2 separate regions of the Homo sapiens genome follow, and region 1 is linked to region 2. Evidence: read pairs that join two places in POLR2A ChIA-PET (ENCODE). Cell type or tissue: Panc1. All regions are shown on one strand. Each heading gives the region's core, and the rest is flanking DNA. Links, peaks and the distances in the headings are about the cores only.

What was found. ChIA-PET counts read pairs that join two places held together with the same protein. Peaks named below come from ENCODE experiments on the same cell type or tissue, not always from the same donor. Only the 100,000 strongest peaks of a DNase experiment are listed, where the experiment ranks them.
Region 1: POLR2A ChIA-PET joins it to region 2 with 7 read pairs; 7 of 35 experiments call an interaction of 5 or more read pairs at or near these places.

Annotation. Positions count from the first base shown.
Region 1 is chr3:44,003,690-44,015,129 of GRCh38, reverse strand. The region is part of intron 2 of LOC124909489 (a long non-coding RNA gene); the gene reads right to left. Among named protein-coding and RNA genes, the nearest start is that of MIR138-1, 100 kb to the left of the region's middle. RefSeq lists an enhancer at 474-1,223. In Panc1, for the core only: no CTCF peak of the experiment used is centred there; no DNase peak of the experiment used is centred there; H3K27me3 peaks cover 178 bases.
Region 2 is chr3:43,860,753-43,872,192 of GRCh38, reverse strand. The region is part of intron 1 of LOC107986081 (a long non-coding RNA gene); the gene reads left to right. Among named protein-coding and RNA genes, the nearest start is that of ABHD5, 180 kb to the right of the region's middle. In Panc1, for the core only: no CTCF peak of the experiment used is centred there; a DNase peak (open chromatin) is centred at 5,472.

The sequences.
Region 1 (11,440 bases), core at 4,651-7,150, 140 kb before region 2:
GCAGTAACAACAAATAGTAGGGGTGGAGAGGCCAGCAATCCTCTTTATGTCCTAGATCATGATGCTTAGAGACCAGGTCTGTGACAGCCCCATCCTAGACTGAGAACCCTTTGCAGAATGACACAGCAGCCCATCTGGGCAGTGGGAAGCCGTTCTCACCGACTTCACACATTCCAAGAAAAGCTTGGGTTCATTAATGATTTAAGATTACAGTATTAGAAACAAGAGCCCCACATGGGAAGGACGATGGTTTTCTGTAACCCTGAATGTGGGCTTGAGTGCTCCATCAGCCAGTAGGAGGAATGGAGAGCCCACATCCGGGCATTCCCAATCCAAATGATATCCCTAGAGCCTGAGCCAGCTGCAGGGTGTGATCCTCAACTGAAGGGGACCCCAGACTCTGACCATCCTCTGCATGCCTTCTGGTGCCTTGGAACACAGCAGGGACTGCAGACCAAGGAGGCCGGAAGAAGTGACCTGAGGTGGTGGGGCAGGGTGGGGTTGAGGGGCAGATGGGACCACATGAACGAAGGCTCCTGCTGCAGGTTGCGCTCTCTCCAAAACCAAACCAGGTCTCTCTGAAGACAATTTCTTCAGGTCAAGGTGTCTGTGTGAGAAGTTCAGAGAGTGTTTGTGGGAAGTCCTCCCGGGTTGATGGAGCATTCGTGCCAACAGCCAGGGTTACAAAAACCCAGGGTCCTTCCGATGTGAGGCTGCCATTTCCAATACTGTAAAACCTTAAATCATTAATGAACCCAGGCTTCTCTTGGATTTGCGTGAGTCGGTGAGAATGGCTCCCCACTGCCCGCATGGACTGCTGTGTCATTCTGCAAAGGGATCTCAGGCTGGGCTGGGCCTGTCACAGGCCTACGACCATGAGACAGCTTCCTCGCCTCCCCCCTACCCTGCCACCCACGGACTCAACCACAGAGGCTCTGCCAGCCAGAGCAACCCTGCAGGCCCTGTCAGCTCCACCACCCACTCAGCACACTTGGACCGAACCCCAGGCTGCTGGGCCGGGCTCTGTGCGGCCTGGGGACAATGAATCCTCTCAGTGTGCTTCAAATCGAATGACCAAACACCCTTCTTAAAGCAATGCTGCCTGACCATTCTCAAGTACAGTACCTCCTATAAATAAAGACATAATGGTGCTAATGTGGACGACGGGGCCATTCTTGCACATGAAAGGCCTTCTCTGTGTGGGCCTGTTGTGAATTGTCCTTTTTCAGTAGCCTAATTGTCAGCCCAGAAACTGAGAGCAAAGCGGAGAAGAGATGTTCTTCCGGGAGGTGCCGGCCATGTTTGTGAGGAGGTGCTCACAGGGGGGCCACCCAGAGTCACCCACCTCCTGTCAGGCTTTGGGGCCCACGGAGCTGCCAAGAAAGAGGGCCTGGGAAGGCGGTTTGTTCAGTCCAGGGCCCGGTGTGCTCCTGGCACTGCAAGGGGCTGCAGCAGCCCCTGGGGAAGGGAGACCGGCCATGCTCTTCCTCCCAAAGCTGCCAAAGGGTCTCTTGGCCGAGGGACAAGTTCGGACGAGCTACTGCTCATCCTCATGGTCACAGTCCATTGTGGCTTTGCTGTTGTTTCCCTATGGGACTAGTTCTCCCTTCTCACTTGAGGCTGATGGATGATGGGAAAGCCTGTCAGTGTGCCAGCCCCGCAGGGATGAGCCTCAGCAGTCCCCACACCTAACTTCAGGACCTGCAACACAAGCTGCCAATGAAAGCCATGGAGGAGCCATGCCCCGGCCCAGCCAGCCTGGAGTGTGTGCGTAGGGGCACCAAGCGAAGAAAGTTCCCAGACAGAGGCAGAATGAGGATGGCAGATGAAGGCAGCCCAGCTGGGGACTGCAGCGCTGAGGATAGAGTTGAAGAGTCTGTGCAGGGCAAGGCAGGCCCAAGCACTGGCACTCTGGTCTCTGCCTGCCTTCTCTCCATTTCTACCCCACACTAAAATGCTTGACATTCTTGCAGTTCCTTGAATAAGCCCTGCCTTCGCACCCTCCCTCAGACCTCTGCACACATCCACATAGGGGTCTCTCAGCCTCTAATGCCTTCCTCCTCCTCCGTCACCAAGATCGAGCTTTGGAAGCTGCTCCATCCTGGCCCTCAGCACTCTGGGTCAACTTCCTCAAAGGCTCCTCTGCCAACTGGCGCCCACCCTTTCTCCCCAAGGAAACAGGAGAGCAAAGGCCATGGCCTCTGTCTCCCCATACTTGTCTACAGCAGGGGCCTGGTCCTCCCATATTCCCTGAGGGATCTCCTGGGAAGGGGAGGATGGCTTTGAGGGTGTGGTTTAGCTGTTAGAGGCCACCCTCAAAGCAGCAGCCCAAGAAGGGGGCTCACAGGGTACAGCCAGGATGGCTGAAACTGGAGACGCTAGACTAGCTGGATTGCGCTTCATGAGGTGTCCAGGCAGGTTGGCTGCGCTGGAGACGGCGGAGATGGGGAGACGATGGGGGTTAGTTACTGGCATCCTTTCCCCCTCCAGTACAGATACTTACCAGCCGTGTCTCAAAGTTATCATTCCCCCATAGAAGAAGGAGGTGCAGGAAGAAATTGTTTTCCAAAAGTATCACCAAAGCACTGGGAGGCTGCTCTGAGAATGCAGGTGTGGGTGAGGGAGGGAAGAGGTGACAGCAGGAAAGACAGAGCTCACCGGGGAGGACGATGCATGTGTGCATTTGCACGTGTGTGGGTATTGGGCAGGGCCAGTGAGAGGAGCAGCAGCAGTAGGCTGGGGGCACCAGAGGAAGGCTCCACCCACTCACACTCAGAAAATCCAAAGGCCTCTGGCACTGTCCAGGGCATCTGGTCAGGAGCACCCAAAAAACATGCCACAGGCAGCCTCTGCGAGAGCATGTGGTGCCCAGAGAGCTTGTACAAAGGCCTGCACATGGGAGGGGCAGACTGTGATTCCGGCCTGCAGGGGAATTGGAGTGGGAGCTGCCCCTGTGAGTACCCGCACATGAGCCAGGAAAGATGAGAAAAGAGGGCCAAAGACTAGAGGTGCAGAAGGTGGGGACACCTGGGGAATGAGAGGTTTGGACAAAGCCATTAGAGTAAGCTTGTAGGGTGACCTATAAACCAGAACTGAAGGGAGAGACAGATCAGCAAACCAGAGGAGGAAGGCAGATGGGCAGCCAGACCACGCGGTGAGGCCCAGGATACAGAGCTAGGAGGGCACAGCGAGCAGGCCCAGTGTGGCAGGAGGACGTGGCGGCTGGGAAGGCAGGTGTGGGCAGATGGGGGAGATGTGCACTGTCCTGTCTTCGCCAAGAAGCCCTCCCACGTTTTCAGTGGCACACGTTCTGTGAGCCAACCTATGCTTCAGCAGCTGGGGAAGGATGACTGGACAAAGACACAATCTGAGGAGGCAGAAGCCAACTGAGAGCATTGTGAAACAGCCCATGTACGAGACGGTGCAGGCCTGAATGAGGCCAGCATCAGAGTGACCAGAGAAGCCAGGCATTGCAGGGGACCACGGGGGTGGAGGTGGCAGGACTCAGGACCAAACTGGACTGTGGGAGGAAGAACAGCAGAGGAACACTGAGATTTGTACCCCAACTCGCAGGGAGAAGCATGGCAGGGTGACTGACTCAGGTTCACCCATGCTGACGGAAATGCCCACTGGGAACTGCAGAGCTGGATCTGGAGGGGTCACTGCTGGACACAGGCCTCAGGGTCATTTGCCCAGGGGATAGAGCAGAAGTGGTGAGGCTGCAAAGGAGGCAAGGAAGAAGCATGGGACCAGCTAGGGACTGAAACACAGCACCATGCCCAGGAGGGCCTGATGCATAGCGGTTACACAGCAAATGCATACAAGTGAGGAGGGTGGGGCAGTGGACATCCCAGCCTAACGCTCATTGCATACCCTAAAACCCCTCAGAAGTACCTGGGGGGTGGGGCATGGTGGCTCCTACCTGTAATCCCAACACTTTGGGAGGCCAAGGAAGGAGGATCACTTGAGCCCAGAAGTTCGAGACCAGCCTGGGCAACATAGTGGGTCCCCATTTCTACAAAATATTAAAATATCAGCCAGGCGTGTTGACATATGCCTGTATTCCCAGCTACTTGGGAGGGTGAGGGAGGGTCGCCTGAGCCTGGGAGGTCAAGGCTGCAGTGATCTGTGATCACACAACTATATTGCAGCCCAGGTGACAGGGCGAGACCCTGTCTCAAAAAACAAAAAAGAAAAAAATTCAAACAAAAATGATACCTAGGGGACTTCACATCTGTCAGTGTTTAGGTCCTTCCCTGAGACTGAGTCAGTCTGGGGTGGTACCCCGACATCAGCATGTTGGAAAAGCCCAAAGATCATCATAACCATAAAGACAGATTTCAGAGGACTGAGAGAAATGTTAATGTTTTAATTCTACAAATGGAGGTAGGGACAGGAATTTGTTTAATAATACTTTTTTTTTTTTCCTAAAGTATCTCCTGGGTGATTCCGAGGCATGACTAGTTTGGAGGATCCTGGTTCTAGGGGGAAAATAGTGGGGCGTAGGCTGTGGGCCTCTGGAGGACAGTGACCTGCCTTACCCCCCTCAGTCCCCTAGTTCAGTGTCTGTCTCTCCCCACACAGGTCTCAGGCTCCTGTGTGTGTCAAGCAGCATGGGGTCACCCTGGGCAGGACAAAGGGAATGGTCACAGCTGCAAGGCATCCTTCACTGTCTTCTCCTCCCCACACACCCATTTTTAAGGTCCTACAATGGTGCAAGCAGAAGAAACGCTCCCCCATGAGTAAATCCACTCACCTGGGGACTCTTGTATTCCTCAACGGGCTCTGAAAGCTTCCTGGTCAATCTGAAGTTGGAAGACTCACTATAATTTATGAGGAAAGACTTACCTAGTTTGAGTGAGAGATCTGTCTGTGGGTAAATGAATTGTCACAACTTCTTAACTGGTCTTGCTCAACTGAGGTTAGTAGTACTTGCTTTTTAAACACACTCAAGGTAAATTTCTTTCAAACACAGGGGTCGAAATGCAAGTCAGATGGCAAAGTTTTACTGTGTGTGACACCAAGGTACGTGGTGACAAAGAGAAGATAAAACAGTAGTGGGTACTTCTCTGGAAGGGCGAATCCAGACTTCTGTCCCTAAACCCCTTCTCCCAAAGCCAGAACTCTATAAGCACTTTGGATGTGCCCTCAAAGCCAGACAAACTAGTCAAGACCTGGAGAGGCTCTGGGACAACTGAGACTGTCCAGCTGGGGACTGAGTCTGAGAGCAGCAACGCACTGTGTCCAGACTAGGAGGATTCAGTTCTATTTAAAAATGTGGCTGGGCGTGGTGGCTCATGGCTGTAATGCTGGCACTTTGGGAGGCCAAGGCGGGCGGATCACGAGGTCAAGAGATCGAGACCATTCTGGCCAACATGGTGAAATCCCGTCTCTACTAAAAATACAAAAATTAGCTGGGTGTGGTGGCGTGCACCTGCAGTCCCAGCTACTCAGGAGGCTGAGGCAAGAGAATCGCTTGAACCCAGGAGGCGGAGGTTGCAGCAAGCCAAGATCGTGCCATTGCACTCCAGCCTGGGTGACAGGGCAAGACTCAGTCTCAAAAAAAAAAATGTAAATGCAAAAATCCAACAAGAACCACTATGATTTGCAGGGCAGCTGTGCAGTGTCCACCAGGTTGAGAGCGCACCATGGTCAGCACTGACCAGTCTCCAATTTCTGGAGTATGTGCTGCCATGGCTTACACTGTCCACAAAGAGGACTTCACAGCAAAGTGACTCATTTTCATGATTTTCTAAGGCTACTCTATCCAACACAGTAGAGCCACTGGATATGTGTGACTTTTTAAGTTTAAATTTTAATTAAAATTAAATAAGATAAAGAAATTCAGTTTCTCAGTCACACTGGCCACATTTCAAGTGCTCAGCAGCTAAAAGTGGCTAGTGGCACTCACTGGAGAGCAGAGATATAGAATGTTTTCTTCACTGCAGAAGGCGAAGAAAATTCCATTGTGCAAAAAACTCCATTGGACAATGCTGTTCCAGATACAGGCTCTATAAGGAACCTTGTCAGCCTCATGTTTAGATCTAGAAAAATTAAGAATATTTAGTAATTGTGGCCACCATTAGTGGCATCCCTTGGCTATTACCAAAAAAAAGAAAAGAAAAGAAGTGAAGGAGGAGGAGGAGGAGGAAGAAAGAGGAGGAAGAGGAAGAAGAAAAGAAAAAGAAAGAAAGACAGAAAGAAAGAAGGAAAGAAAGAAAAAGAAAGAAAAAGAAAGAAAAAAAGAAAAAGAAAGAAGAAAGAAAGAAAGAAAGAAAGAAAGAAAGAAAGAAAGAAAAAGAAAGGAGCTGCTTGAATATAACAGATTTTCCTGCATTTACTAATATCTCCAAAGAAAAAGAAACAGCAGCCCAACATCCCAGCTCTATAAATACTGGGCTAAGGAACATCTCCTAAGGGGTTTAATGAAGGCTAGAGCTTTCAAGATGTAGCTAGAGCTTCTGCTGAGCTTAAATTTCATGCTCCCAAAAATTATTTCCAGGGATTATATTAGAGTGAGAGAGTCTGACAATGCGGCTCTGTAGTAGGTGTCATATTTTTAAGCTTTATTTTGAATTCTGCAATCTTTTGTTTTTAATAAGAGAGAAATGGTTTTGAAGAACTTGTGAAAAAGCACAAGTGTCTGCAGTGGTATAACAAGAACATACCAACAAAATGGTAAGTATGAAAAGAGTGTAGCTACCTTAATGGAAAATAACACTGGCTATTCAAATCCTCGGGGACAGAATTCATAGAATGGGCACCCCCTCTGCTTGGATGAAACAAAATCAGGTCCGTTAGACACTGGGTTTGCATGTCCAGTTGTCACATGTCAGTGTGACCAAAGCACAATCTGAAGTGGGCCAAGACCACAGTAAGGTGGAGAAAGAAATTGAACTGGAAAATAGGATCAACTGTTTCCACTGGATTTTCTGATTTTTAAAAATCAGAATTTCACTCCTTCAAATGTACTCACATGCACACCCCAAAACTAAAACCAACAAAAAACTACCACCCATTACTTTTCCACCAAATTCCTACACAATCATGGCGGATCTGCCTATCATTAAGAAAATAACTTTTGCCACAGCATGTATATCAAACAAAAACTAAGCAGGGGAAATAGTCAAGCCTGTCTTCTTTAATGTCATAGGGCATGAGATCACATCTAAGTATTGCTTTTCTAGTGAAACAAGAATGGTTTAGGCTCATTTGAAATGGCATATACATTTAAGTACAGTTAAATATAACATTTCAATATACTTGGGATAAGTATGTTATACTTATATATGTATATATGTAATATGTATATTAATATAATCAATAAACATAACCTAATAAGTAACCTGGCTGGCCATAACCCCTAAGTTATTCTCCTCTTTTAGAGGATATATATTCTTAAAAGGCACATGGAGGTGCACTAAAGGTTTTTTCTGAGTTATAATATTTCCCTTAGTGAAACTAACTTAATATAACAGGGCGTAAGCAAATCATCTTGTTGATTTTGCCTTAGCAACAATTAAACCTGAATATAAACTTTATATTAAATATAAAGCTAAACTATTAAAAGTAATATATACCAAATTACTACTTTGCTAATAACTGAATTAGTTCATTGCAATTTTTCTTTACCCAGATGTTTTTCATTAAAGTGAAAAACAACACAATTTTTTAAAAGCCTATTATCCTTAATCCATGGCATCACCTAGTTCTTATTTAAATCACTGTAGGAAGAAAAAGTAGTTCCACTGCTGTGCTTGTATTAAATGAACATAACTTTAAATACGCCGTATCTAATGGAAGAGAGCTCTGACTCTTTGGTTTCTGAAAATGACAGCAGTTGCAAAAAACCCAAAAATACAGGAGTTCCAGTCATTTCCTAGTCTTGCTTTGGCATATATAAAAATCAAACCCTAGGAATTATTTAGTGTAATGTCCATTTCTGTGAAATAGCTATAAATTCAACTCTATTTTCCAAATTTATGCTTAATATTTTTTAAGTGATTTAAAAGTCTTACCAAGAACCTGGCAAGTATATGGATGTTGTTTTTAATTCTACTGATAAGATATATATAAAAGATATGTTCTTTAACTTGTTCTATTTGTCTTTAAATATTCTCACTGTAAGGGCTGGGCATAGTGGCTCATGCCTGTAATCCCAGCCAAGGCGAATGGATCGCCTGAGGCCAGGAGTTCGAGGCCAGAAGTTTGAGCCCAGCCTGATCAACATGGCAAAACCCCATCTCTACTAAAAATACAAAAATTAGCTGGCCTGGTGGCACATGCCTGTAGTCCCAGCTACTCAGGAGGCTGAGGCACGAGAATTGCTTGAACCCAAGAGGCGGAGGTTGCAGTGAGCCAAGATCACACCACTGAACTCCAGCCGGGGCGACAGAACGAGACTCTGTCTCCAGGAAAAAAAAAAAAAAAATTCTCACTCTAAGATATTAAGGACTGGTGAGAAGGCAATCTATTAAAACTGAGTATTTATATTACCAAGCTGGATATGGTATTTCCAAAAGATGTTAATATCTTTTCAACAGAAAATAGTTCATGTAACTTCTTAGTTCATATTACTCTTTCTCCTTTCAGTTAATCAAAATAAATTAGTAAAACTATTCAAAATTTAAGACAACAGCAAGGCCTATAAATGCAGTTTTCAGTTTCAAATTTCTCTGGAAATTTTTTTCTTTCCAATTTTTTTTCCCTGGGATTTAATTTTTCCCATTTATTGGTGACATCCAATAAGTCCCAGTTTTAACATTTGCAGACATACATTTCTCTGTAGGTTAAAATTAATGAAGCATATTCAAACAGCTAATTCCTGAGTTTAAAGTTCTTGTATCACCTAGCTTCTGCTTAAATCTCAAAAGCATAATTTCCCAAGCTTAAGCTATCAAATTTGATTGCCTCTTCGTGCAAAAAGCCACATACTACAAATAGTTTCTAATTGGTACAGAACTATTGGTACATATATAAGGAAATATATGGATATAAGATTTTACTTCTAGAAGATATTACTAAAATACATAACACTCGTGTAATTATATATTGTTAAACCTCCGCAACTGGTTAGTTCTCAGATAATCCCATTTCTCAGCATATTTACATTCTCTGTGACTGCTAATCAAAAACCTTAAAAAGCAAATTGGAAGCATTTCAGTAAAATAGATGAAAATGGCAAAAAATCTTGCTATGGAAAAACAGTATGTATGATCAGGGCTTGATGTCATGTCTTTTATATCTTAATAATGTCACTTGTCCTATTTTGCATCTGTAGTAAGCAGATTCCTCTGGCTATCATATTTGACCTGAGGCTAAAAAAGTGAAAACTCTGACATAAAACAGTTTTTAAAATCTTGAGATATTGTACAAGGACTGAAGGAGATGTTTGTCCAGGGTACCATTATTATTAATTTTTTTGACTATAAAAAAAAAGAAAATTAGAACCCTGTTAGCAAAGAGCCAGTTGATTTCATTCATTTACAGGAGATGAAGAATTCCTGATGGAAGTTGAGTTGCACCCCACTTAGCAGACTGGGAAAAACGTGATGTACCCCACACTGTCCTGGCATGAAGCAGGGTTACAGCTAATATGATAGATACCCCCATGTTTCCAAACAATCAGCCACAACGAAGTCGGCTATCAAGTCAGCTGTATAAAGTAACCCAAAATATCACTTTCCCAGACATATCTACCGTCATAATGACTGCTGTATCAGGAAAATTGATTTTAAAGAATTACATATAAAACTTTAAAAGAGAAATTCCTTATCATTCAATGGGAAACTTAAAAAAAGAAAAAAAGATTTGGCTTTCCTAACGCATGGCTACTCCTCTGCTCAGTTGTTCTTAAAAATAATTTATGTAAAGCAGACTTTTCTCTAAATATACTGTGCTCTCCCATATACACACTGAAAATGATATTTGCATACAGTGAGTGTATGCACTGATACACACATGGTAAAAATTTAAAAAATATGGACTGCATAAATCAGTAGCTGATTTTAAATACACACCAACTTAAACAGATTTGTTTGCAATTTCTGAATTTCTCAGGTAGAAAAGCTCTTTCTTGCTGGCTGTAGTTCTAGAAGATGCTTATACTGTATAGAGTGTACAAAAATGCTTCCCACATAAACAAAGAAAGTTTCCAGGATCTTGGTATTCTAACCTTGCCTTTGCTATTAAACACCCACCAGATGAATATGATGGAGACGAGCAAAATCAGTCTGTCATGCTACAGTAAACATGGTATTTTGTGTGCGGCCCAAGACTTTTTTTTTCTCATGAATATAAGTCACCTGCCATTTATTATGAGATTTTTCCCCGATTGACACCCCATTATGTATATTCAGTCAAGCTCAAATGAGATTTCAAGTGATCAATATACTATCTGCGCCAAAAGTCTATCAGCAGCTCTAGCAATAAACTCTGCAGAGAAGCAAAAATGGAAGTGATATTTAGTGAACTGAATTACATGAAAATCTATGTTTTGGGAAAGGGAGCACAGACAGGAAGGCAGAAAAACAAGGGATAAGAGAAGGTAGAAGAGATATTTTTCCTAATAAAAATCAGCTTTCTATAGCCTGACCACTGATGAAATGCATCGAATGCCTAAGAAGTTCTCAAAAATATCTCAAATCACATGTTGAGATTTCTAAAGAGGTAGGGAGGGGTCCAAATCAGCACTAGGTTCCTTTCAGAGACTGAGAGTTCACTCTTTAAACAGCCATACTTGGAAGTACTTGATATCCTTCAAATGGAAAAGGTGGATCCAGCCCTGGGAAATCTGTAAAATCCCTAACCATTCAAACTCTGTGTGAAACAGCAATGGCTTCCCGTACACTTTAACACTTTCCATTTTATAATTTACGTGTACCAGATCCTAACAGCCTAAACGTCATCAGCTGGGTTATAGCATTTTGATTAACGTACATTCGGTAAGAAAGGTAGCTTGACAGTAGCCATAGGATTTCATCGGGCCACCCCCCACCCCAAAAACAAAACAAAACAAAACAAAACAAAAACCTCTGTTTCTGGGCCTGGATGTTTCTACATATCAGAAGCCATCTGCTTGAACCAAGAGAAGATTAGAACAGGCAGGGCCACACAGAAACGTATGACATCTGGGGAAGTGTCAATTCAGCATTACCCAAGCACCAAAGGTTCGTATTCTATTACCATGAAAATAACATGGGGGCAGTGGGGGTGCACAGGAATCAATGGCTGTGATTGCAGTCATATAAAGTTATGCTGCTGGGTAGTGAATAAACGTTCATCTAGGTTAGGCTCCCCCCACCCCCTACTCAAGGGTATAGCACTTCCTTCTAGATTCTTATTTATGAAGCTAGAGTCCTTAGGCAGAAGGAATGAAAAATAGGAAGAACTGCTCTGCACAGATGTTCAGAATTATTAATATTTAATTATTTAGTTTACT
Region 2 (11,440 bases), core at 4,286-6,785:
AAGGAGGAGGTATAAGACACTGATTCTGAATCGACCCTACAAGGGCTGGGGTGGCAGGCATTCCAGGCAGATCTTAGATGATGAGGCTTAGAGAGGCCCAAGGTTACGCAGCTCAAACATGAAAGAGACGGGGTTGGAACGTGGCTCCACCTGACTTCCAAGGGCAGCATGTCTCTTATTGCACCACAAGGCTGCCCGTGATGCTGTTGCCTCCAGCTCTGGCAGGGCAACATGGAGTCCTGACCCACAAACAGTCCTGTCCTTCTCTTATCACTGCTGAAGCTCCAGGACTCAGCCATTATGAAATCCAACCAAGCTTCTGGTGGTGAGTGCCTCATTACCCTGTAATCCCCGTTTATAACAGAGGTTTTCTTCCCTGGAGAACATGGGCTGAGGATCCTTGGACATGAGAACCAGAAGTGCTGGCTAGTTCTGTCTCTCCCTGGAAACGTGGCCATCTCTTGGGAGTTTGCTTCCTGCAAGTCAGTCCCGGCACCTATCACCTTTGGGTGTTGTACCAGTTGCTGCTTTGCTCTGCCCAAGCTCCTTGGATCCCCTTCACCATTTTTGTGCCCATAGACACCTCTTGTGCTTTCTCCTTAACAGCCAGCATCTGAGGACAGCTCTCAGGCTGCTGAAACCCACTTTGCCTGTGTGCATGGAGAGCTGGAAATGCCTGGGATGTGCCTCTTCCTGGGGCTACCTGTGACTAATGACTGATCAATCCCCAGCTTCCCCCACCCCCAGACACTCTGAGGTGTCACCTGCCCTATCTCCAGAGCTCACCTGGGGGAAACAGCCAAAGTTACCCTCCAGGCAGGATGTCACACTCCTGCTTCTTGGTCCTACTTTCCCACTTGCCTACCCGTTTTTCCAGGGAACAATTGCTAATAAATCTTTTTCAAATGAATTGCTTCCAGATGAATCCTCATCTCAGGGTTGGCTTTGGGGAACTCAAACTAAGACAGTTATATTAACAAATCTAATTGCTGAGCCTCCAAAGCTGAGAACCAGCAGACTGGTTCCATGGGCTGAATTTGGCCAGCAGTTGTATTTTGTTCAGCATGCCTCCTCATCCCTCCTGATCTCTTCTCAAAGCAAACACTCTGTTTGCCATGTGGAAATAAAATTCTTGACCTTGGCTAATAGAGTGCTTATCAACTGTGTTGATCCTTCACAAAGAAAAGCAATGCATGTGGCCACCACATAGCAAGTGCTTCAAGAGCCACTAGTATCTCCTGCAAACTTTGCAATTACCTGTGAGAAAGAAGCTAACATCGTCTGATTTTAACTGATGAGGATTCTGATTCATAAGGGCTTGTTTACCCAGTTTCATATCTGGGGGCCAGCAGAGATGGGGTTTGAACTGAGGCAATTTGACTCCAAAAGACATGTTCTAACCACTGTGTCACATAGAGACCCGGGAAACCCACGCCTGCCCTCCTGGCCCCCAATCAAGGCCATCTCATAACTGGTGGGATTTTCACCTGGTTTTTGAAACTTCGATTTGGTTTTTGCTTGTCTCTTTCCCTATTATTTACTTTCTTTCTTTCAACAGCTTAGGGCTTGATTTGGGTAGGCACAAGAATAAAAAATGATTGAGGACGATGTATTTTTGGAGGAATTTGTATCTTTCTGTAAAAGAAAAGACTAAGCATCTACATATATTTAAATTCTCAAATTGCAAAGTGGCAGTTCCTGGGACCCAGAAATTCCACAGAATTTCTAAGGCTGCTTCCAGAAACTGGACCTTTATGTGCATGGGGCTGTGGGTGAACCAGAGCAAGTCGTCAGGAGAGGAAATCTGCCCCCCTCCCCACCTTGTGCCACTCCTCCTCCAACAAGCTGTCAACTCTGCAGTGGAGAACAGTGCCAGCCTGCAGGCTTTCTGTTCCCAGAGCTCAGGGGATGACTCAGTTACTGAGGTATTTCCTTTTTTCATAAGCCTACCATGCAGAGATTTTCAAATTATTTCCCTGAAATGTTTCTCCCCTCACCTTTGCTGCATGCCTTGTCTCCAGAAGGCACAATTTTCAATAGATTCTTCCTAACAACGTACCAGCCAGCATCTATTAGGCTCTTCTTAGATGCCAGACACCCAGCTCAGCATTTCATATCTGTCAGCCCAGCGCTCCCTCACAGCCACACTGGAAGGTCTGCATACTAGGCTTCCCATTTTCTGGATGAGGAAAAGGAGGCCCAGAGAGTTTGCCCAAGGCCATTTTGTCCAGAAGTAGCAGAGGTGGAGCTCAAACCCTTGCCAGTTTGCTCAAACCCTTTAACCACTCTGCTATACTGCCCCATTACTATTAAAATATTCTTTTTATCCATGGTAGATTGTATTACTTGTCTGAAATCGTTGCTACCCTCCTATCCCTTGATATGACTTTCCCGTGGGCAGATCCTCTACCCTTAACTTTGGCTTTGGCCATATGGCTTGCTTTGGCCAATGGAAAGAGGATGGAAGTTAGAGTGTGTCATTCTGAGCTGAGGCCCTAGGCAGATAGCACGTTCCTGCCAGTCCTCTTGGCATTTCCACTCTCTGCCACAAGAAAAGCACATTCCTGAAGCCAGCTTGAGCCCCAGCAGAAAGCTGGGACAGCTCACTCTACCTGTGGGACAGTCTTGGTCCCAACCTGATGCCCTGAGTGAGCCCCTCTCATCTAAACTTGGCTGAGTCCAGCCAAGACCAGCCAAAGCACAGCCAACCAGCACATGGTGGGTACAAAATCAGTGGTTGCTGTAAGCTACTGAGCTATCAGGGCTGTTTGTTATGGGTCATTTTTGCAGCAAACCTCTCATCAATATATGTATTATCATTCTAGTCTAGCCAGTGCCACATGGACCGGCTCTCAGCATCATGGTGGTGGAGTGCAGGATCACACTCTCAGGGAATGAATGGGTCTGTGAAATCATCTGACCCGGCTCCCCTTCCTAGCCTTCATCCCTCCCTGCCTCCTAAGGCAGACCTCTTCTTCTCTGGACACTCTGAAAGGAAGTCTTCCCTAGGTTGAACTTTGAAAGTCTGTGTTCAGCCAACAATTCATGATTCCTGCCTCTTCTTCATAAGATTGGCACCTGAGTCCCTCACAACCTTTGTCACTCTCTTACAAGCACACTTCTGCTTGTCAATGTCCCTCCTAAGCTACGGGTAGGGCCACTTGCTGGTTTGCTCTCATATCCCTGCCGTGTCCTGTTTCCCATTCTTCTCTGCATCGTAGAGGGGTGAGCCCTGCGAATGAGTGTCCTGGAGTTCTTGCTCACTGGCTTGCAGATAGGTGTGGCTATCAAAAGGCTCTGGGGAGAGATTGGGAGAGGAGAGACAGGGAGGAGCCAGGGTACTTCTCCCCACTATCCCTGCTCCAGGTAGTGTTTCTGGCAATGGCTGAATGTTCTCCATGGGTCCAGCTCCTTCTGTCAACAGGCCTCCCACTGTATCCTCTCCTTCCAAGTCCTATCTAGTGGCCCCTAGAACCCAAGTTTGGGAGTATCCCCTCCTCCTTTGACCCTTCCAGCCCAAGGGGTGATGGTGGCTTCTAGTTGTAGCTAAACTCTCGGTTGCCTCTCCTTCTCCTGTTTCTTTTGCAGCTAACTCTTCTGACCCTTTGCCCTTCCCATATTAAATCCCCCTCATCTCAACTACTTGGCCTGGACCATTCTGTTTTCCTCAATGGACATTGACTAATACAGCCTCCTGACTTTTCAGGGATTCATCTCACATGATATACAACATGCCCACCCTTTATGCAAACAGAATTTACATGTGAAAATAGGACATGAGTTGAATTGCAGTTGACTAGCTAACAAAATGTTAAATTTTGTAGCTGTTTAATTATCAATATATTAATTTCGAATAAAGTTTTATTTTAGCACTGTTTTGCCAACATGTTTTTCCCTAGCCCTTGGGACACTTTTGTAGCCCTTAAAAAGCTCATGGGCTCTGTGGACAAAATCACTCTGATGGTGGTGACTGAAGTAAACAAAGATCAGTTGCAAGAGACTGTCTACTCCAGAGAGTTGCTCTCTCAGTGAAAAGCCAAGAGGAAAAGGAACCCAAATCTTCACTGTTGGGTGCCATTTTGCCCAGAAATTCTCTACTTTCCCATCCAATAAGACAGTGTTTTTATCCTTTAAGAGGCCCAGAGCTCTGAAAGACTTTGTGTCTATGAGATGGAGTTTCTTCATGATCTGAGAGGCAAGAGGATTGTAAATGTGTCAATGGAATTCAGATTTCCCAAGTTGCCCAACCACTATAATACAGTTAAAAGCAAAACTCCCCTGGAAGGCTGCCGAGACTCTAAGGCAGGATGCTGCACAGCCTTGAGAAGACAAACAGCAGCTCTGACAGCCCCTCCTTTGCAAATGGATTTGGCTCTGTGAGCTGGGCTCCACAGCACGGTGAGACTTAGCCCTGCTACTGAGCTGTGTGGCTCATCCTGGTAGGAAAATGGCCACACCTGGGAAAAGAAAATGCTGCTGAGGCCTGAGGCCAGCACCCAGACACTGAGCCCTGAGTCTTCTCATCAGGCCGATGGGAAGAGTTCATCTCGTCAGCCAGATGAGGAGCTGGGCCATGGCAAACACATGGGGCTGTGGCCAACTCAGTGGGCACAGCAGGGCTTGGTATGAAACACCCACCAGTCTGACCAGTCACCCCCCCACCCTTGCTTCTCCGCAGCTGGTGGCACTAGGGAATTTGATTCTGTGACACCCCCACTGCCCCTGCCCGCCCGCCCGCCCATTGTGGACAGCAGTGGGAATGGAGATGAAAGCCTCTTGGTTGGAGAGAGACCCATTGGGAATAGTGCTGAAGACAGAACTAAGCTAATACAGCACGTCACATAAAGAAGAAGGAATGGGGAGGGCCTGGCTCAAAGGGGACATGAGTCCAGTCTTTAGCCATTCGAAGGACATTAAGCAAGAAGGCTTTATTGAGCACCTATCCAGTGTCTTCCCCTTTCACCGGCATGCCCCTGGGCTGCTGACCTCACTGTATTTTCCAGAACACCCCTGAGCTGAGAAAAGTTGGACCAGTGAATGTGCTGTTGTATAATATGCCCTTGTTTATGTGATGGGGAGTTGTCATCCAGGGGTTAAGGCCAGAAAAGTGGCAGATCACGGGAGCCAGGCAATAAGAGGTGCTTGAGATGGAATAAAATGGAGCAAATTAAATTTACCAGAATTTTTAGGAAGCAAAGATGCCAAGCAGCATGTGTTTGAAATGAATCTTCTGCTACATTGCCTGTGGGGAGGAAAGCTGTGTTCCCCAGGGACATGCTCTACTGCCTAGTGGCTGACTCAGGTGGTCACTCAGTAAGAATTTGCTGAAGAAATGCTTGGGAAACACCAGAGGTTCTCTAAACAGCCTCCCAGGGTGTAGGTCCCCCTAAGTGAGGGCTTTGGTTTAGCTGAGTAAGAGGTGAATGCCAGTGCTGTTAATAATCTTCTTCATTCCCACCACAGAGCTCAGCCTCACCCTTAAATCCACCTTGAACAAATATTTGCAGAATATCCTATGCATGGGGACCTCACTCTTTGCCATTCCAGATCACTTAGGTCAGGCATGGTCAGAAGTCAGAGTTCCAGGATGGGAAGACTAAGCTCTGCCTCTAGCCAGCTGTGTGACTTTGGGTCTTGACCTCTGTGGGCTTCAATTTCCTTATCTGCAAAATCATGGTCTAAGACTCAGACTTGAAGCATTGCTCTGGGCTTTTCTTGAAATCAGGCAGGCAGCACTTGCTGAAGACAATGCGTTTGAGATCCCAAGAGGCTAAGAGGTGAGAGTGAATGGAAATGATAATAACTAATGCATGACCAGCATCTACATGAGCATGGAACACTTGTTAACCTGCTGCATTCTTACAGTGGCACCCATTTTGATCAATCGCTTCCTGTCCTCAGCCCCACTAAGGTGTGGGGCTAATGTCATATTTTCACAGATGAGAGGGAAAATTGCAAGCATTAACCTAAGACCAGAGACAGTAAGCAGGTGTGTGGACGAGGTACTGCCTGGTCTTTCGTAGCACAGGCCCACAGTGCTGGTTCTCCCTAGAAGGCGTGAGCATGTACCTGGATACCTGGCCACAGGACCTCTGGGCCAGCTGCTTCCTTCTTAGGAGTTGACACCCCCTCACATCCTCACTCTGCCGGGAAAGGCCTTGAGACAGAGAAGAGCCTGTGCTCACGGAGCCGGCCTAAGTCCTGTTTACCACTTAGTCGCAGCCAAATGGAATAAGTGCAGTATTGATTAATTGCAATTTTTTTGGAATACATATTCACTCTGATGTTTTATCATTAATGCATTAAGAAGCTGAACAAGCAATAAGACCAAATGGACTTCAAAACACAGCAAAATTTCCATCCAGTGCGGTCTGATTTACAGCCATTACCTCCTGGCACAAGACAGCCCCCATTATAGCCCACACCTTGGCTGAAACTTGAGAGGTCTTTGTTCTTAACCTTACTTATTTATTTCCTCCAACAGCAGGTATACTCCGGCTTTGTGCCACAGGGCAGGACCTTCCTGGTGATGGGGTACATGTGCTGGAAGGCTGGACAGAGGGAGAGGAGTCAGCTTCCTGCTGCATGCAGATGGGGGGACTGCAGACCCTGACCTGGTTATGGGGGAACATGGTGACCTCACCTCCCATCCTCCCCAGCAACAAGCTTCAGAGGGAAAGGAGGACTCAAGGGCCGAGTGACTCCAGCTCACTCTATCAACTCACTCTGCGCATCTGTCAGCTGCTGCAGTGCCCTGTGCGTCATGGCTGGGTTGGGCACTGGCTCTGTCATTAGCTGATGGCAAGAAAGACTGGCTGTTTTCTTTCCTGTTTGGGGGCCTCAGTTTCCTCATTCGCCAAATAAGGAAACTGGACTGGACAATTTCTGAGAGCCTTAAAGATGCAGCAGCTCATGACTCTTCCCTCTCTCCCTCCTTCTCTCCCTTCTCTCTTCCCTCTCTTTCTTCTTCCTCTTCCTCCTCTCCCGCCTTTTTCTTTGCAAAACAATTTTATTCTTGCAGAGTCTTGTCAAAAGCTCTCTAGGTGCACTGACTGGGGCAAAAATTGTCTAAAATAATAACAGCAGCAGCAAAAAAAAAAAAGAAGAGGAAGAAAGAAAAACACCACAACTATTTAAAAAGCACTTTTGCAAAGCTCAGATGTCAACAACGAAAACTTTGGGAAGGTATACTTAAAGGAGTTGGTGTTTTCAAAATTTAACCTAAGATATTCAGAGAGCAAGGAGGGACTTGGAGTCAGGTGGAGTCTGGGTCAGTGGTGTGGCCCATAGAACTGGCCATCCCAGAATGGAGCATTCTCTCCATTTCAGGGTTGCTTGTGGGGACTTGCTGTGTGTTGGTCACTCCCTGGTGGCAGGCCCTGTATGGGTTCCAAGGATGGCACTTAGAGAGGGATGAAGGGCAGCCACGGCTTCAAGAAGCTTCAGGAAAGCTGGACAAGTGGACTGTGACTGGCCAGTGTACTGTGGAGGTGGCAGAGGTGAGCCCAGGACACTGAGGGACCTCCCCAGAGCCACAGGCTGGGATGGGCTGGGTGGTGAAGGTTCAGTAGAACTGAAGTTAAATGTCAAGTGGGAGTTAGTTAAACAGGGATTGGGGCATTCCAAGGGGAAGCAAAAGACTGGAGGTCGGAGAGACCACCTCTGGGTCCAGAGAATAGAAAGTGAGGGCAGGGATGTCAAGAGATCATGCTAGACAGACAGGTAGGAGCCGACATCCGTGGGTGCTAATTTTATGTAGTCATAGTTGCAGGTTTTGTAGAAAGAGAGTGATCTAAGGTGCCCAGGGGGCATTGCGAGGGAGAGACATGAAACCAGGCTCCTATTTCATGCCATGCCCTCTCTGGGCCAAGTCTCCTCACCTGTAATGTAGTGCATGTGGATTCCATGAGGATTCATGTAAAGGGCTTGGGCCATGACAAACACTCAACAAAGGGTCACTCTGTCCTTTAGACTCAGTCTGTAAATGAGGAAAGCACCGTGTCCAAGGGCACAATCAGCATTGGAGTCCCATCCCTTCCAACTCCAAAATCCCAGCTCTTTCCTCTAGGCTGCATCATCTCCCTGATCAGCCTGATGCTCTGGCAGAATCTGGTGAGAGAGGCTGATATGGGGACTCAGGGAGTGGACATGGCAGGAAGAAGAATGGGAAGATCTTGCTGATTCTTTTGCAGGTAGAGTATGCTGACTTCAGGCCCAAGCATCTGCAATTACAAGGTAACCTTGAGCCAGAGGCCACATGACAGAGGTGCAGGGTAATGGCCTCTGAGGCCCCCATGTGCCGTTCCAGCCATTATGGAATGGAGCAGCATGAGGCCAGGCAGTCCTCCATCCCACCAGGGCGGGCAGTGGCCCCAAGTCACCCAGAAATGCCTCTGATGGGCATATTCTTCCAGCCTCCATCAGACCTCACTGCTCTCAGGAGGTCAGACACCTCCCCTGACTTCTCTCGCTGTGTGGCCGTGCTCACCACTTCCAACTGCCCCAATCTGGGAAGAGAGTCTCTCTGTTCATCTGGAATGCTGACGGGCCTCAGGAGCTGAGCCCCCTGCTGACTGGCAGATCAGGCCAGCTTAGTTGTCTCCTGGGGGATCCAGAGCAAGAGGTCCACAGGAGGAGCCTGGATGTGAAGGCAGATGGTGAAGGCTTCCCAAGTTTAGCCCAGATCCCCTTTGTTTGCAGGCCCCTGCACCCTAGCTGCAGTGAGTGTGGCTGCTGCCACAGCTGTGTGGATACAGGAACCATCTAACCCAGGAGTCTTGCTCACCCCAGTCCCTGCAGCCACAGGCCCCAACCCCGACCCCCACCACACACAAGTGATCCTCCCTCCTCCTCAGCCACCCAAAGTGCTGGGATTATAGGTGTGAGCTACCATGCCCAGCCTGCAGCCCTTTGTCTTAAGCCCAGATTAATGCCTGCTCCAGAGCTCCTGCAGTGGGAATGGGACTGCAGATAGACCCTGCCCAAGAGAACATCTTAGTTCTGTTCCTTCCCCCACCCCAGCCTCCTCCCTCGCTGCCTTCTCCAGTGAGCGCTCCCTCAACCAGGCACCTGCACAAGAATCCCTGTCTCAGGCTCACTTCTGGGGAACCTGACCTGAGAGACCCTGCAATGGCCACATTGCTTCTCCTCTCTACCCCAACCCCCACCAGACTGTCTGGCGCCAACATTTCAGACGCTCTGAATGGCCTGCCTTCGTCTACTCTACTATGTTGCTTCATCCCAGCCGGGCTTTGCAAACGCAGTTCCCTCTGCCTGAAATGTCCTCACCAACTTCTCATCCCAGTGAAAAACCCATCTTGAATATAACCCCTTTGTGGCACTTCCGCTGAGACACCCAACCATTTTGCATCTGCACTGGGCACTGAGCACATGGATCAGGCACCATGACTCTTACTTGTTTGGGAGGTGGGGTAGGGCACTGCTCCCTGTGACTGAACTATGAGCCCTCAGGACCCTTCACCGCTGCCAACATGCCCAGCACCCACCAGGTGCTGCATTGTGCTGGCTGGCTGCTGTGAATAATTTGCCGGCCTCCAGGTCTGCCCATCAGTTTGTCCCCACCCCTCTGTAGGCCTGCAGTCCTCCTCTTTGGCACCTGGACCTGTCTCCTTCGAGCCCACTAGGTCATATCTCCTGCCTGCTGCATCCTTGGGAGAGCCTTGGAAGAAAACAGAGCCTCATGGGGGTGGTGGAACTGGCCCCAAGCCACACAACCAGCAGGACAGAGAAGCAGAACTCTTGACCCCAAGACACCTTTATCCAAGATTGCCTAGGCTGATCTTGAACTCCTGGACTCAAGTGATCCTCCCTTCTCCTCGGCCTGCCAAAGTGCTGGGATTACAGGTGTGAGCTACCATGCCCAGCCTGCAGCCCTTTGTATTAAGCCCAGATTAAGCCCTGGGTCACTGCAGCTGAGGAAAAAGCGGTTGGCTCTACCAGAGCTCAGGAGAGGCCCAGTGTAATGGTGGGTCTTGTGGAGAGAAGTGGACCCTCTCGCTCCTTGTGCACCTGTTGCCAACAGCCCAGGCCCTCACAGACGTTGCCTGCTTCCTCTTCAGAGGAGGGAGGCACCTCATATTGTACCAGTCAGGCTGGACAGGGAGCAGAATTCACCCTGGATGGTTCAAATAAAGGATTTAATGAAGAGGATACTTCCAGAGGAGTGGGCAGGGTTAAGGGGACAGATGGGGATGTTGAAGCATCCAGAGACCAGCACCATCAGGAAACTGTTGCCACCCCTAGGACTGAAAGGACAAAGGGGAGGAAAGACGGTGATCTGAGCCTGATGAGAGGAGGGGCTGCAGTGGAGCAGAGCAGGCAGGAGGCAGGCAGGGGGAATGACCATCCTCACCGCTCTTCACTACCCCAGTCTCCTGCCCGCATCTCCCATGGGTCAAACCCAGCTAGAAGTCCAGCAAGAGAGCCTGGAGTCAGCCTCTAGGACAAAGAACAGGGCCATGAAGAGCAAGGAATGGGTCTGGGGGCAAGTTGAGAATGACCTACTCCAGAAAGAGATGATGCCTCCCTTTAATGAGCCAGCAGTTGGTGGCATCGAGGACCATGGAGATATGGGTTCCCTGGAAAAATGCAAGGCATGTTCATGGCCATCTGAGCTTCTCAGTTTATTCCCCTTCCTCTTACTGTGTTCCCAGAGGTTACTGAAGGGTGAGCCAGTGGGGCTGCCATCACTTCTTTGTCACAGGGCCCAGGAAGCAATGGAGACTGAGCCTGGTTGGCCAGCCATTGGGTCAAGGTGCAGACCTCTGCTAGAGGCTGCGTTGTTTTCAGAACACTAGGGAAGGGGGATGCTGAGGTCAGACTGAGATAGCCTGGTGACCTTTTCTTCTCCTCAGTCCACTGGACACCATGAAGCAATTCCACTGCAGCTCTTCCCGAACACTTCCATCTACTTGGTCCAGCCCATTAATGATGGCACAGTGAAAGAACTTATGGAGACACTCCCTGACTTTGTGGTATTTGGCTTAATTTCTGGGTAGGAATGGAAGACTTTAGAAGGGTTAACACCCTCGTGATTGGTGGAAGCTTGAGGTAGTTTCTAAAAGAGAGTCAGCTTGGAAACAAAGGGCATGTATCTGCCAGACAATTCTCCAGTGAACAGCAGGAAGCAAGACGGACCTACAAGTCGGGTGACTTGTTTCTTCTTACCCCCCTCCCCTTCCTCCAGGTCATTGGGAAAGGAAATGAAAGGCCACTAGCATGGTATTGAGGGGCATATGCTTTTGTCCCTCCCGATATTAATATCTGCCCTCCCCCATGATATCCTAATGAATGCCTCCACATCAGGAAGAATATTACAACCAATACACCATGACAGTTGAGAGTATCTAAAACTAGATGTGCAAATTCCATTGATTTTTATTTCCTATTTTGAAAAACTTTTGCAAAGGAAGAGAGAAAG